5 separate regions of the Homo sapiens genome follow, and regions 1, 3, 4 and 5 are each linked to region 2. A link is a contact called in ENCODE Hi-C or POLR2A ChIA-PET data. All regions are on one chromosome and are shown on one strand. Each heading gives the region's core, a stretch centred on a gene start or an enhancer-like site at or near the end of the contact. The rest is flanking DNA. Distances are from core to core; before and after follow the strand shown.

What was found. Hi-C counts contacts between places; a loop is a spot of excess contacts on that map. ChIA-PET counts read pairs that join two places held with the same protein, here RNA polymerase II (POLR2A). Pooled maps may share reads with other maps.
Region 1: a map of endothelial cell of umbilical vein shows a loop between it and region 2 (6-fold over the local background). The contact joins the promoter of HCG15 here to the promoter of H2BC17 in region 2. A Hi-C loop is called at or near these places in 11 of 168 maps with a recorded cell type or tissue (B cell, CD14-positive monocyte, CD4-positive, alpha-beta memory T cell and 7 more), 6 of 37 single-sample maps with no recorded cell type and 26 of 50 pooled maps. POLR2A ChIA-PET finds 5 or more read pairs at or near these places in 4 of 52 experiments (AG04450, HEK293, HepG2 and 1 more).
Region 3: POLR2A ChIA-PET joins it to region 2 with 11 read pairs in activated T-cell. The contact joins the promoter of ZNF311 here to the promoter of H2BC17 in region 2. A Hi-C loop is called at or near these places in 2 of 168 maps with a recorded cell type or tissue (ascending aorta and naive thymus-derived CD4-positive, alpha-beta T cell) and 9 of 50 pooled maps. POLR2A ChIA-PET finds 5 or more read pairs at or near these places in 3 of 52 experiments (PC-9, T-cell and activated T-cell).
Region 4: a loop to region 2 is called in a map of natural killer cell, with 3 times the contacts of the local background. The contact joins the promoter of LINC01556 here to the promoter of H2BC17 in region 2. A Hi-C loop is called at or near these places in 7 of 168 maps with a recorded cell type or tissue (B cell, CD4-positive, alpha-beta T cell, CD4-positive, alpha-beta memory T cell and 3 more), 17 of 37 single-sample maps with no recorded cell type and 27 of 50 pooled maps. POLR2A ChIA-PET finds 5 or more read pairs at or near these places in 5 of 52 experiments (K562, OCI-LY7, T-cell and 2 more).
Region 5: a map of natural killer cell shows a loop between it and region 2 (4-fold over the local background). The contact joins the promoter of HCG14 here to the promoter of H2BC17 in region 2. A Hi-C loop is called at or near these places in 1 of 168 maps with a recorded cell type or tissue (natural killer cell), 4 of 37 single-sample maps with no recorded cell type and 13 of 50 pooled maps. POLR2A ChIA-PET finds 5 or more read pairs at or near these places in 18 of 52 experiments (AG04450, CD4-positive, alpha-beta T cell, CD4-positive, alpha-beta memory T cell and 14 more).

The regions. Positions count from the first base shown.
Region 1 is chr6:28,983,259-28,986,001 of GRCh38, reverse strand. HCG15 (HLA complex group 15) reads right to left here and starts at 1,253. Exons shown (of 3, transcript NR_135289.2): 1 at 1,018-1,253.
Region 2 is chr6:27,892,107-27,894,806 of GRCh38, reverse strand. It overlaps H2BC17 (H2B clustered histone 17), which reads right to left and starts at 1,382. Exons shown (of 1, transcript NM_003527.4): 1 at 916-1,382. The coding sequence starts at 1,344. The coding sequence ends at 964. It overlaps H2AC17 (H2A clustered histone 17), which reads left to right and starts at 1,622. Exons shown (of 1, transcript NM_003514.2): 1 at 1,622-2,108. The coding sequence starts at 1,658. The coding sequence ends at 2,050. RefSeq lists enhancers at 619-758, 1,149-1,388, 1,409-1,952, 2,299-2,348, 1,953-2,496.
Region 3 is chr6:29,004,056-29,006,755 of GRCh38, reverse strand. It overlaps ZNF311 (zinc finger protein 311), which reads left to right and starts at 1,441. Exons shown (of 7, transcript NM_001382360.1): 1 at 1,441-1,748; 2 at 2,542-2,700.
Region 4 is chr6:28,942,484-28,945,294 of GRCh38, reverse strand. LINC01556 (long intergenic non-protein coding RNA 1556) reads right to left here and starts at 1,511. Exons shown (of 1, transcript NR_103538.1): 1 at 757-1,511. It overlaps TRL-AAG2-2 (tRNA-Leu (anticodon AAG) 2-2), which reads left to right and starts at 1,592; the gene lies at 1,592-1,673. TRM-CAT3-1 (tRNA-Met (anticodon CAT) 3-1) reads right to left here and starts at 720; the gene lies at 648-720.
Region 5 is chr6:28,895,244-28,897,943 of GRCh38, reverse strand. HCG14 (HLA complex group 14) reads right to left here and starts at 1,414. Exons shown (of 2, transcript NR_104117.1): 1 at 1,214-1,414; 2 at 624-833. It overlaps TRL-CAA1-1 (tRNA-Leu (anticodon CAA) 1-1), which reads left to right and starts at 1,616; the gene lies at 1,616-1,721. RefSeq lists enhancers at 1,102-1,737, 2,373-2,700 and a silencer at 2,148-2,311.

The DNA.
Region 1 (2,743 bases), core at 4-2,503, 1.1 Mb before region 2:
TGTATGTATTTGAGCCAGGGCCTCGCTCTGCCACGATCAGAGCTCATTGCGGCCTCGAACTTCTGGGCTCAAGAGATCCTCCCGCCTCAACCTCCGAGCAGCTGGAACTACACGTACACGTGACCGCGCCTAGTTTTTCTTTCTTTTCTTTCTCTTTCTTTTCCTTTCTCTCTCTCTCTCTCTTCCCCCCGCCCACCCCCCCCCCTTTTTGGTAGAAACGGGGGTCTCGCTTTTTTGTCCTGGCTGATCTCGAAATCCGAGGCTTCAAGCGACCCTCCCGCCTCCGCCAGAGGAAGAATGTAAACGGGACAGGAATGTGTCTCTGCTCCCCCGCCCTGGCGAGGGACTTGCTAGTATCCTCTATCCAACTGCTGGCTGAATGTGTTCTCTCTAGGAATCGAGGAGGACTGCCTTTCTCGCTGGTTCTATTTCAGTCCCGATCCCACAGCTTCAGTCCAACCGGTTTGCTTTGTTTGATAGGCTGGGCATGAGAGTGAGATTTGGAGCTATCCTCACAGATTCCTGGAAGTTGAACAGATCTCTGATGAGTCCTCTCTTTAGAACTAAACTGATTCCCCCAGGACCTACCAACTTGAGGAATTTTCTGGGAAGCACTTAGGTACCTGTACGGACTTGTCAACAACTGCCATACGTAAGAGACTCTAATTCCAGCTTTACTGTGCATGACCAGAAAGCTTGAAATTGAAATCTTGATGCCATCCCATAGTTAACCGAGATTTTCCAGGTTTATATATAGTTCAGAATTCAAAGTTCTGAAAATCTAAGAGCTTTCACAACTCTGCGCTTTTGCTTCTCCTGAGACGCTTGTCCTGGAATGCTGGTTTCCATTTTGTTCCCTAATAAAAATCTTGTTCATTCTTCAAAGCCCACTTCAAATAGGGTCTTCCCCACCCCACCTCCAAATCTCCCTCTCTCTCTCACATACACACACCCCATTGTATTTTTCCACACTTCATTTTAGCAGGTAACTCTGTGCCCAATAGAAAATTTACTCACTTGGCGGGGCGCGGTAGCTCACGCCTGTAATCTCAGCACTTTGGGAGGCCGAGGCGGGCGGATCACCAGGTCAGGAGATCGAGACCATCCTGGCTAACACGGTGAAACCCCGTCTCTACTAAAAATACAAAAAATTAGCCGGGCGTGGTGGCGGGCGCCGGTAGGCCCAGCTACCTGGAGGCTGAAACAGGAGAATGGCGTGAACCCAGGATGCAGAGCTTGCAGTGAGCCGAGATGGCGCCACTCCACTCCAGCCTGGGCGACAGAGCGAGACTCTGTCTAAAAAAAAAAAAAAAAAAAAAAAAAAGGAAAACTTACTCACAGTATCTGTCTCCTTCATTCCCCAAGTACGGTGAGAAGAATGATGATGATGATAATATTAATAACACGGATTTGGATAATTGGCTGACTGCTTTTGTGTATTATGTTATTGACTCATCGCAACTTTATATAGTAAATACTGTAATACTTTTATTCCCATTTTACAGTTGAGAAAATTGGGATTTGGGGGGTGTTAAGAGGTGAGATTTCTGTCTTGGTCATTTTTCATTTTCCATAGTGACTAGTGTAGTACAAGCCTACTGGCTCTGAATATTTGCAGATTGATTCCTTGACCCTAGCTGTTGACTTTTTTTTTTTTTTTTTTTTTTTTTAGTAGTCTTTCACATTCTCTTTCCTCCTCTTGTCTTGATGCATATTTTGGTTTTGTTATATTTTTTCGACGTTCTCTCTGAGCTGACGAGTAAACGGTAGCAAGTCTGGTGAATAAACAGAACCTACCGTGCCAAAATTAGGGAATTTTTTTTCCTATGGACAATGAATAATAGCTCAGATGAGAAGGAAAGAAACTGGTAGCATTCGAAGAAGAGTTCTTTTTCTCTAATCCAATTAGCTTTATGTGGAAAATGAAAGAAAAGAAAAGAAAAGAAAAAAAGAGGCATTAATCAAGATAAGTTAAGCCAGACAGTTCCTTTCACAGGGGTCCCAACCAGACTGTTTTCTGAAAGCAGAGGCATAAAAACTAATGAAGCAAGAGATTCTTGCTGCACATAGAGGAGACAACGTGTGATATCACGAAAAGAGGGTGCTTTTCAAGAACTGATCACCAGCAGGCCTAGAGGGTTGAATTCCTATGAAACATTAGATTAAAAGGCTTCCGTATATACAGGAATTTTACAAACCATATTACTTTTATGTCTATGTCAAAATAAGATTTCTTAGTCAAATTGATCTTATGTATGTGTCAAAGTTTATTAATTCAAGGACAGAACTGACAAGATGACAAAAGAGTGTCCCATCTCAAGGAAGTTTTGGAAACTGTGAATATATGGAGCCAGGGAAGAGAAGAGAAAGTGCAATTAATTAGAAAAAGTCCTGCTTCATTTAACTGGATCATAACAACATCACATCCTGGCTGGAAGCGGTGGCTCACGCCTGTAATCCCAGCACTTCGGGAGGCTGAGGCGGGTGGGTCTCTTGAGATCAGGAGTTCGAGACCAGCCTGGCCAACATGGTGAAACCGCGTCTCTACTAAAAATACAAAAATTAACCTGGAGTGGTGGCACGTGCCTTTAATCCCAGCTACTCGGGAGGCCGAGACAGGAGAATTGTTTGAACCCGGGAAACGGAGGTTGCAGTGAGCTGAGATCGGGCCACTGCACTCCAGCCTGGGCGACAAAGAGAGACTCCATTTCAAAAAACAAACAAAAAATCACATATTCCATTT
Region 2 (2,700 bases), core at 133-2,632:
CCTTAGCCTTTAATGTTTCCCGTCCCGCTTTGACACCAATAATTTCAACCCACCCTAACATATCTGCAGCGATGCCAGACGAGATGCCTATTCTCTAAAGTGTATGGAAAATGGACACCGGTAAGTCAATGTCACCCAGGATCCGTACAACTGCAGTAAGAGGGACGGTTAATTCACAGCTTCCAGCTCTTGGCGCCAGAGTCCGATGCACTCCTGCAGATAACGGTCATTTCCATTCCGGGAGAACCTCTTCGAAAAACAACCCGGATGAGACTATCTGGCAAATTGCAGCCCTTGGCGGGCTTTTCAAATAGAGCGTTGACCAATCAAAGAAGGGGGACGTTACAGGCACTGAAAGAATAACCCGGCCGCGCGCGATGGCTCACGCCTGATATCCCAACATTTTGGGAGGCCGAGATGGGTGGATCACGAAGTCAGGAGTTCGAGACTAGCCTGGTCAAGACGGTAAAACTCCGTCTCTACTAAAAATGCAATAATTAGTCGGGCACGGTGGCGGGCGCCTGTAATCCCAGCTACTTAGGAGGCCGAAGCAGAATTGGTTGAACCCGGGAGACGGAGCTTACAGTGAGCCGAGATCGCGGCACTGCACTCTATCCTGGGCGACAGAGCCAAGACTCCATTTAAAAAAAAAAAAAAAAAACAACACAAAAGGAAAGAGTAACCGAAAACCGAAAGCAAACTTGTAATTATAGCTTAAAGCACAACTGCAAGCCTTTTTCCCCAAGGGTATCTAAGAACCCAAGCTAAATTTGTCTGATGGAGCGTCTATACTCACACGCAAAAAGCCTAGGGAGCTTAGCTTACCTTTTCCCGCCGTCTTCCCTCCTAATGGAGGCCGGCCGGAGTCCACCCAAAAGACTACAAGCAAAATGCACAGGCTCTTTCTCTGGAAGCGTGAGTGGCTCTGAAAAGAGCCTTTGGATTGCTGGCAGCTGCGAGAGCTCACTTGGAGCTGGTGTACTTGGTGACGGCCTTTGTGCCCTCGGACACGGCGTGCTTGGCCAGCTCCCCGGGCAGCAGCAGGCGCACGGCCGTCTGGATCTCCCTGGAGGTGATGGTCGAGCGCTTGTTGTAATGCGCCAGGCGGGAAGCCTCGCCAGCGATGCGCTCAAAGATGTCATTGACGAAGGAGTTCATGATGCCCATGGCCTTCGATGAGATGCCGGTGTCGGGGTGGACTTGCTTCAGCACCTTGTACACGTAGATAGAGTAACTCTCTTTGCGGCTGCGCTTGCGCTTCTTGCCGTCCTTTTTCTGGGCCTTGGTTACGGCTTTCTTGGAGCCCTTTTTGGGGGCAGGAGCAGATTTAGCCGGGTCGGGCATGGCGGAGGAGAGTGAAAGAGCACTCAAATAACAAGAATGAGGACAAGCTGGGTTATGCCCTATTTATTTACAAGTCTATATGCAGATGAGATTGAGAAATTCTTCTGTCTGATTGGAAGTTACTCAGATGACGTTAATATCAATATAGTCCAATCAAAACACGTATATTCAGAAAGCTCATTTGCATTAAGAGGAAGCTGCAAGCTTAGCCAATGGCCCAGCTTCTTTTTCGCGCCCAGCAGCTGCTATAAAATGCGCGTCCCTGTAGGTTCCTTTCACTCACTTTCTGACTTAGGCCACAGGTCGTTTTACCATGTCTGGACGTGGCAAGCAGGGCGGCAAGGCTCGCGCCAAGGCCAAAACCCGCTCCTCTAGAGCTGGGCTCCAATTTCCTGTAGGACGAGTGCACCGCCTGCTCCGCAAGGGCAACTACGCTGAGCGGGTCGGGGCCGGCGCGCCGGTTTACCTGGCGGCGGTGCTGGAGTACCTAACTGCCGAGATCCTGGAGCTGGCGGGCAACGCAGCCCGCGACAACAAAAAGACCCGCATCATCCCGCGCCACTTGCAGCTGGCCATCCGCAACGACGAGGAGCTCAACAAGCTGCTTGGTAAAGTTACCATCGCTCAGGGCGGTGTTCTGCCTAACATCCAGGCCGTACTGCTCCCCAAGAAGACTGAGAGCCACCACAAAGCTAAGGGCAAGTAAGGGCTGAACTTTAAAAATGTAAACTTACAAGACAAAAGGCTCTTTTCAGAGCCACCCACCATTTCTACGGAAGAACTGAGCACTCTGTTCTCCAAACCTATCAGAAATTTGTGGCCGAGTTCAAGCACTGAGGCCATTACTTTCCTATTGGGTAAAATAAAAGTATTGAATCAGGCCTAGTAAATACTATCCAACTGCTACCTTATAACATGAAGGAACCTCCTTAATTGTCCCCTCCCCACAAACTGTCCTGGGTCTTTAAAAAACTTGGGGCCGGGCGCGGTGGTTTATGCGTCCTTAGCATTTTGGGAAACTGAGGCAGGTGGGTGGGGAGGGGAGAAATCTCTAGGGACCTGGAGTTCGAGACCACCCTGATAACGAGACCCCTGCCTCTTAAAAAAAAAATGACTGGGCGCGGTGGCTCACGCCTGTAATCCCAGCACTTTGGGAGGCCGAGGAGGGTGTATCACAAGGTCAAGAGATCGAGACCACCCAGGCAAACATGGTGAAACCCTGTCCCTACTAAAAACACAAAAATTAGCCGGGCGTGGTGGCGAGCGCTACTAAGGAGACAGGCAGGAGAATCGCTTGAACCCAGGAGGCAGAGGTTGCAGTGAGCCGAGATCACGCCACTGCACTCCAGCCTGGGC
Region 3 (2,700 bases), core at 192-2,691, 1.1 Mb before region 2:
TTCTTTATAGAGGAGTTCTAACTAATAAATGTGAAAAAATTATTGAATTAGAAAAATTACAATTTTACAAACTCTAATGAAATGGGGTGGCTGAATCTATCAGATTAAAAGCCAGTGGGAAAGTTTACATGGAAGGATTCAGCTATCAAGTATTAAACCCACTGGTCAATCTTAGCATCAAAAACATTATATGCTTCCTGATGTGTGGCAAAAAGTACATAGCACCACCTAAGGATTCTTACTAACAAAGTTAAACCTAACTCTAATCAAACCTTTAGAGGTAACATCAAGTTTTACAGGAAATATGAGGCTAGAGAAACTAATAAAATGGGGACACAAATAGACAAAGCCAGCATGTAGAACATTCAGGACAAATGTCCCAATTTGTTCAATTAGTTGACTATATGAGGGGAAGACGAAGAGGAGGATGGAAGGAGGAACTAGTTCAGATGTGAATTTTAAAAGAATTAAGACACATGCCCAAATTAAATACTGGAACTTTAGATCTTGAATGAAATAGAAAACAAATGTAAGAAGCATATGTATATATTTAGGGAAATATAATATGGACTTGGTATTAGATGATAACCAGGAATTATTTTGTTAAATGGGATAATGGTATTGTGATTCTGTAGGAAAATATCCTTTTTAAAATAAATGCATAATGAAGTTGAAAGTAAGATATTTGGGGTTTGCTTTAAAACGTTTCAGCAAGAAAAAATGGAGATGGATGAAACAAGTGTGGCAGAATTTTATGTATTTTTAAATGTAAATGATGGGTATATATGGGTTAATTATACTCTTCTTTCGACTTCTGCATAGGCTTAAAATAGTCTTTACTTTTGAAAAAGACATTCAATTATTTGTGTTCTTAGTTAATATTTAAAAGTAACTTTTTCATATATTTGTCACAAAACTTCTGTCCATTCCTATCTAGAGGTTCCTCTACATGGGAAAAAAGGAGCAAAAGGGTAATATTTCTGCAACCCCTTTGCACAGGCCATAAACGCACGCAAACTCCTAGAAGGCTGAGCCGCGAGGAGGAGGGCGGAGAGTTTAAGGGAACGCCTAGACCAGAGAGTTGACGCCTTTCCTAGAAAATCACCGGAAATGATAATTGGCGGACTAGGAAGTGGAGCTTCTGTATATTTCTGTTTCTCATTTCTTGGGGAGAGTACCGGCGGGAAGGTCTGTGCCTTGGGCCGTCGTGGGTCGGAATTTGCAGCTGAGAGGAGAGGAGTCCGGTGCCGCCGTCGCCCCCCTCACCTAAATACCCGGGCCCCTGGGGTTGCAGGCAGGGGCGGGTCTTTGGGGCCAGATTTGAGGAGGGAGTCGGCTGCGGTTTCCTCCCTCGAAGCCATTCCCCAAAATGAGCATTTCCCGCCCATTTGCCCTACCTCCTCCCAGGGGCTCGTGACCCATTTTTTTTTTTTTTTTTTGAGACCGGAGTCTTGCTCTTGTCGCCTCCTGACCCATTCTTTTTATTCTTCTCTACAGCATCCATTCATATATTCATTCAGTCAGCTAATTTTTAATCCAGCACATACTATTGCAAGCGCTGTTTTAGGCGTTGAGAATACAACTGTGAACAAGACGACAAAAATTCCTGCCCTCATGGAGCCTAAGAGCCTAGATTTTAGCGAAGGTAGAACCACCGTAAACAATGTATATATTAATAAGTAACTTATGCACCATACTGGAAAATTATAAAGTGCTATAGAGGAAAAGAAGAATTCATGTAAAGCAAGGTAAGGCCCATCAGGATTGGAAGGAGGGGATAGGCTGCAATTTTAAATAAGGCACTCAGAGTAGACCTCCTTGGGAAGATGACCTATAAGAAAACACTTGAAGGAGGCAAGATTATTAGCCATGGAGATCGCTTAAGGTGAAGGGAGCAGCCAATGGAAAGGCCCTAAGATGAAAGAGAAGGAAGGTCGGTATGGCTGAAGATTGAGGGAGTGGGAGAAGAGTAGAAGGTGTTGAGAATGACACATCCTGTAGACTTGTATGCCACTCTTAAGACTTCAGCTCTTATTTTGGGTGAGCAGGAGAGGAAGTTAGAAGTCACGGGCACATTCAGTAGGGCCTTGTATACCTCGGTAAGGACTTCAGGTTTTATTTTAAGTATGAACCACTGGAGAGTTTTCAGCAGAGCGATGAAATGATCCAACTCAAGTTGTAAACGGACTACTCAGACTGCCCTATTAAGAAAGGAGGTGGAGCTTGCAGTGAGCCGAGATTGCGCCACTGCACTCCCGCCTGGGCCACAGAGCGAGACTCCGTCTCAAAAAAAAAAAAAAAAAAAAAAAAAAAGAAAGGAGGAAGGCAAGGATTGAAGAAAGGAGACCAGTTAGAAGACTACCGCAGTAATGGAAAGGAGGGGAGATAGCAGGTGATGGTGGCTCAGACAAGGGTGGTAGCCGTTGAGATTGTATTCTGGATATGTTCACATTTTCAGTTTGACTTCGTGCCTCAGGTTCTCAGTGACTCCCTATTTTTTCCTGTGGTCACATTCCTCTTTTCCCTTCACCAAATATGCAGGGAAACAAGATGTGAGATCACAGCGGTTTAGTGTTGCTAATGAACCCCAAATCCAGGGCAGTGTTTGACACATTAAGCCAAACAGTAGCGGCACTGTGGGTCAAGAAGGGCCCTTTGGCTGGCACCACCAAAACATGTGTTCTCCAAAGGAGGCTGGCA
Region 4 (2,811 bases), core at 262-2,761, 1.1 Mb before region 2:
TTTACCCCTTCCTGCATCTGGTAGTTTGGATGATTTAGATCCAGTCAACAGGACTGGAAGCAAGAGAAAAGGTCCAATGCAATGAGACTGAGGGGGGAGTTTTTTGTCAGTTTTTTGTTTCCTTTCTTTTTTCATATGGAATGTTATTGGTGGCAACCTGGTGGTAAGCCATTCCAGAAGAATGGTAAAAGATAACCAAGTCAGTAATTGATAATTAGATTCTATACCTTCCACACCCCTAGTACAACCCTCCACCCACTTTTTCTTATCTCAGCACTCTAAAACTGGCAAGTTTCTTGACTCTGGTGTTGTTAAAACAAAGACAATTGCCAAGCATATCTGAAAAACATTTGAAAATGCTACCAGCTCTATCTCCAATTGGTATGCAGGGCGGGAGGGGAGATGAGAATTTTGGAGAATTTAATTCTTAGTGAAAATCACTGTTTTGTAACTGAACATGGTTCTATTAAACAGCAATTACCCGTTCTGTTCCATCAAAGCAATGTCCTTAGATTTTTTTTTCCCTTACCAGACATATTGTACACTTTTCTATAGAGAAAGCAGAGAAAGAACAACGTTTTGTCAACTTCCTTTGTTGTCTTACTCATTTTGGATCAAGAAGAAGTAAAATGGCAAAACAGACGCCTTGCCCCCTCTGAGGTTCGAACTCAGGACCTTCAGATTATGAGACTGACGCGCTGCCTACTGCGCTAAGGAGGCAACTGTCTCTCCCGCTTAACCAACGGCTCTACCAAGATGATTATGAGGCATTTTAATAAGGTTTTACGTTCTCTGAATTACAGTGTTTCAAAATAAGGCGTAACTATGATTCAATTCACTTCTAAAACACTTTGGATGACAAAACTACGTAGTACAAGGCAGGGGCCAATTCCTAAACCAACCTCGTTCTCCCACAGACCTTCCTAAGGAAACTTTAAGGGCTGCGAAGGCAATTGAGTCTGGACTTTGCGAAAGGCCTTCCTGTACGGGGCCCTGGATTTCTCATCTCATTTCTGGGCCAGGAACGAGGAGTCTTTCCCTCTATGATTAGGGCTTTCGTAGATGTACCGCCTCTGAAACGAAGACAAGACAAATAATAATGAGTTCACTCTTTTCCTCCCTTGTGAAGTTCCGTGGAGACACTCGGTCCCCTGAAGTGGATGAAGGGCGAGGGGAGGAGGTCTCAGGATTTTTCCTCGCTTTTCTTAGAAGCAACAGGCTCAAACCAAACGGTTGGCCTTGCTTACTCCTGAAGTCGAGAGGCTTACTCCCTGGAATCCAAGTGGATGTGGAGCCCATGGCGTCCTCTGGCGCTCTCGGTCTCTTCGACCCCTTTTTACTGTGTTGATGATAAATGGGGCAGGATTCCCCTCCTGCACCACCTGCAGCATCCTGTCCAGGATCCATCTGGGAGCTGAGAAGAAGCAAAGTGTCAGGGATCGGGGGTTCTCGGGCTATGCTGAGAAGCAAGGAATGCTGAAGAAGGGGCCTGAGGGAAGGGCTTATGGTGATGTGGGAATGGGAATGAAAGGACTGGAAAGGGGCGACAGTCACTTGGGTGAAACTGAAAGCGGCGACGCACCCTGTGGGTGGTAGCGTGGCCGAGCGGTCTAAGGCGCTGGATTAAGGCTCCAGTCTCTTCGGGGGCGTGGGTTCGAATCCCACCGCTGCCAGTGTGAGGTATTTTTTTTTTCCCCCTCGTCATTCTGACCCAGTAAAGTTCCATTTTCAAGCCTTGTGTGGGCAGTTCTCACAGCTTCCTAAGTGAGACAGGTTCCTCTTCTGTTTTCCTAGGGGCCACAGATAACACCCATATGTACAGTCCCACAAACGGTGCCCAAATGTTTCTCGATTTAGGGGCTCAGACATCTCGTCCCCTAGTTATTCCCTTCAGTGGCCTTCATGTGTTTTCATTCACTTTGCGAAATTTGTGAACCAACCAAGGGCAATCCTAAGGAAAAAGTACAACCTTCTTAACTCCAGACTCAAGAATAAATAAGCCACGCACGCTCATCTGCCCTATTTTCCATTGTCTTCTCCAAGGGATAAATGTGCTAAGGCTGAAAAAACAAACGAACCAACAAAAGAAACAGTCACCAGACACCTAGAGCCTTTCCCGCTTCACCTATCCTCAGAGAGCAGTTTAAGGTCCTTAGTTGAACACAGTTGAAGAGTTAGCTTTTGAGATTCTGTTATCTTCTTAAACAGTAAACATTTTTTTCTTTTTTTTTTTTAAGAAATAAGGTGGAGGCTCATAGAATAGAAAGAATAACACCTGTTTTAGGGAAGAAGGACTTGATCCGTTATTTACCTGGATCTGGGGTAGTTTAGACCATCTTTTAAGGCTAGGAGACTCGAGGAGATAGAATGGAGAGTTTTTGTGTGCAGGGAGGTGGGTAGATGCTTAGGAGCACTTTACAGTCGCCTAGGCAGAAGTCTTCTAATTTCACTGCTTCCTTCCTCACCTTCCAAAAGATGTATCCAATACATACTAATTGAGCAGATATTTTGTAACAGGCACCTTGCTTGAAAGGATGAATGCCAGCAAATGATTCCAGGGTTCCTTAGCAATTTAGTCTTGAGAGACTAGAGAGGCACATTAAGCATAGTTGACAAATAATTAATATTAAGATTGACTAAAGTAGTAATTTATATCTGAGTATTTCTTCCAGACACGCTACGTATATATGTGGTCTATTTGTTATATGTTGTTCTCACAATTACTAGATAAATAACCATGTTATCTTAATAAAGTTAAGATTTGAAAAAATGAATTACTACATCCAGCACTATAACATCCTAGTTTGGTCA
Region 5 (2,700 bases), core at 165-2,664, 1.0 Mb before region 2:
GATTTATGCAAAATATAGTACTTAGCAAGTATATATTCATAATATATTCATTTAGAAAGCAAGTTAGCAAATTATTTACTACACATGACCATTTTTGGAAAATGTATACCATATGAAAGACTAAATATATAAAAATGTTAATAGTTACCTCTGACTAGTGAGATTATGGATGATTTTAATTTTTGACATGTTTGTATGTTCTACAATTTGTGTGTACTTTGCAATTAGAAAAAAATAATTATAGTTAGGGTAAGATTACAGTTGCCATGTTGGGAATCACTTCCTGGACAATTTCCTTCCAATCGAAAGAAAATATACAAATCTCATGTATTGGAGGGAGACTGGGGAACCAGTGTTCACTGTACTTCTCACTACTAATTTTCTCTCTATCAAAAATAGGATATGAAACCAAGGAAGTCTGTGGAAATTAAGATAGAGCCTACTGAAACTCAGTTATTTCTCCATGCAGAAAAGAGACCTAACTTTGCCTTACAAAAAGGAAATTTTTTTTATATTAACAAATACAAAAAGTAAGCTATTAGGACAAAATCTAATTAAAATATCCAACTTTATATTTCCTCTATCTGAACCTCACAGCCCCAAATACAAGAGTTAAGACGGTTGAGTTAAAATGTATTTATTGAACCTCTACCGTGTTTGCCAGGCACTGTTACCTGGACGGCATTGGTCTACACATGTTATTTTAGCGGTGTCGCTGGCCTCTAGGGGCTCTTGTTCTAGTGGGAGGGATGATTTCTGTTTAGTTTCAGGGCTCCATTAAAATTTGTGACCTTGGGGCTTCCCGGCCTGGAGCTCAGATTGCTTGGCGAAGGCTGAGAAACAGAAAAGTGGATCAGGCGATGTGGTGCACTCCCCTTAAAAACTACCGCTGTGTTCCCCGACCTGGCAGTGGTCACTTGGAGCCCATTAATCGGGAACATCCGAGAGCGACAAGGAAGGCCGCGGGCGAGCGCGTCGCTCGCGGAGTTTCCCCGGACCTGGGATCGCCGATCCCTCGGCGCGGACACCAGCCTTGCCCATGTGGTGGTCCCTGTGGAGACCTTCCCAGCCGTTCCCGGCTACCACTTTTAGAGCCCAAGACAAACTTCGACGAGTGGCAAGGCAGTGACAAATGGAACCAAAATAGAGGGGCTAAAAGGGGACCTTCCTATAGAACCGGGGTCTTTTGTTAGGGTTTTGTTTTGTTCCTCACCATCTTCCAAACAATGAAGTCCTGGGGGAGGCTAACCACGATCAAGATTTCAGTAAACATCAGACACTGGAGAGCCGACCCAGCGACCGAAGAAGCAAAAGATCTTCTTTCCTTCCTGAAATCTGGGCAGGCTGGGAGCAAAAAAAAAAAAAAAAAAAACCCGCACACGTTTTTCGAGATGGCGATAACAGTTATAAGGCCCGTAAGAGACTTGATCCAGTTTTATGCAGAAACATTTTCTAGTCCTGCGAACCCTTTTGCTTTTTCAATCCACAAGTGGCTTTCTGCCCTTCTGTTACCAAGCAACCCTGACGTCATCGCGTTTCTGCGTGCGTGCACGACACAGAATCATTGCTTGTTGATCTCTATTTTAGTGCAAAAATCAGGGCTGTTATGCAGTGTGTCAGGATGGCCGAGTGGTCTAAGGCGCCAGACTCAAGCTAAGCTTCCTCCGCGGTGGGGATTCTGGTCTCCAATGGAGGCGTGGGTTCGAATCCCACTTCTGACACATACTTTTCTTTTTCCTCTCCTTACTTTAGAGATATCCTGATCTCAGCAGTAGGCATAAACAATTACCAACGTATATTTTTAAGAATCGGCTTTTAGGTACCGGGCGCGGTGGCTCACGCCTGTAATCCTAGCACTTTGGGAGGCCGAGACGGGTGGATCACGAGGTCAGGAGATCGAGACCATTCTGGCTAACACGGTGAAACCTCGTCTCTACTAAAAATACAAAAAAAATAGCTGGGCGTGGTGGCGGGCGCCTGTAGTCCCAGCTACTCGGGAATGAGGCAGGAGAATGGCGTGAACCCGGGAGGCGGAGCGTGCAGTGAGCCAAGATCGCGCCACTGCACTCCAGCCTGGGGACAGAGCGACACTCCGTCTCAAAAAAAAAAAAAAAAAAAAAGAATTGGCTTTTAAATTTATCTCAAAGGGCTTGTCCAAACTAAAAACATTAAAAGCGGAAGCATCGCGATATTTTTACGAAGCCGCGAGATTTGGGCCAAAAAACGCCTAATTAAAGGCAGAGGTTACTAGCGATTGGTCTCTGTGCTGCAGTGCGAGATAATCCTGATGTCGCGGGATTCGGAACGCAGATAGCTTCCTGCCTCGCCGAGGGAATGGAGAGAAGGGGCTCTGGGCGGGTTCTTTTCCCGCTTCTCGACCAGGCTCACACTCTGTGTCTCAGATCCAAGCCCTCCCCTAGATATTTCCTGGAGCACTTTCCTACCAATCTCACAACGCTGTGGCTCGTGACAGTGCAGTCTCTTTAAAAATCTTACACAGGTCCTCTGCTCTCCTATTTTCAAAACTCATGTAACCAGTTCTCAAAAATGTCTTTCGTAAATTATGCACATTCACACTCGTTTTGGCATCTGATCATTACCGTTTTGTCAGTCAAAATTGAGTACCATTTTAACCATTGAATGAAATATGAAAGCTGTACGTTCCTCTCGCAAATGTAATCACCGTGAAAAATTTATTGT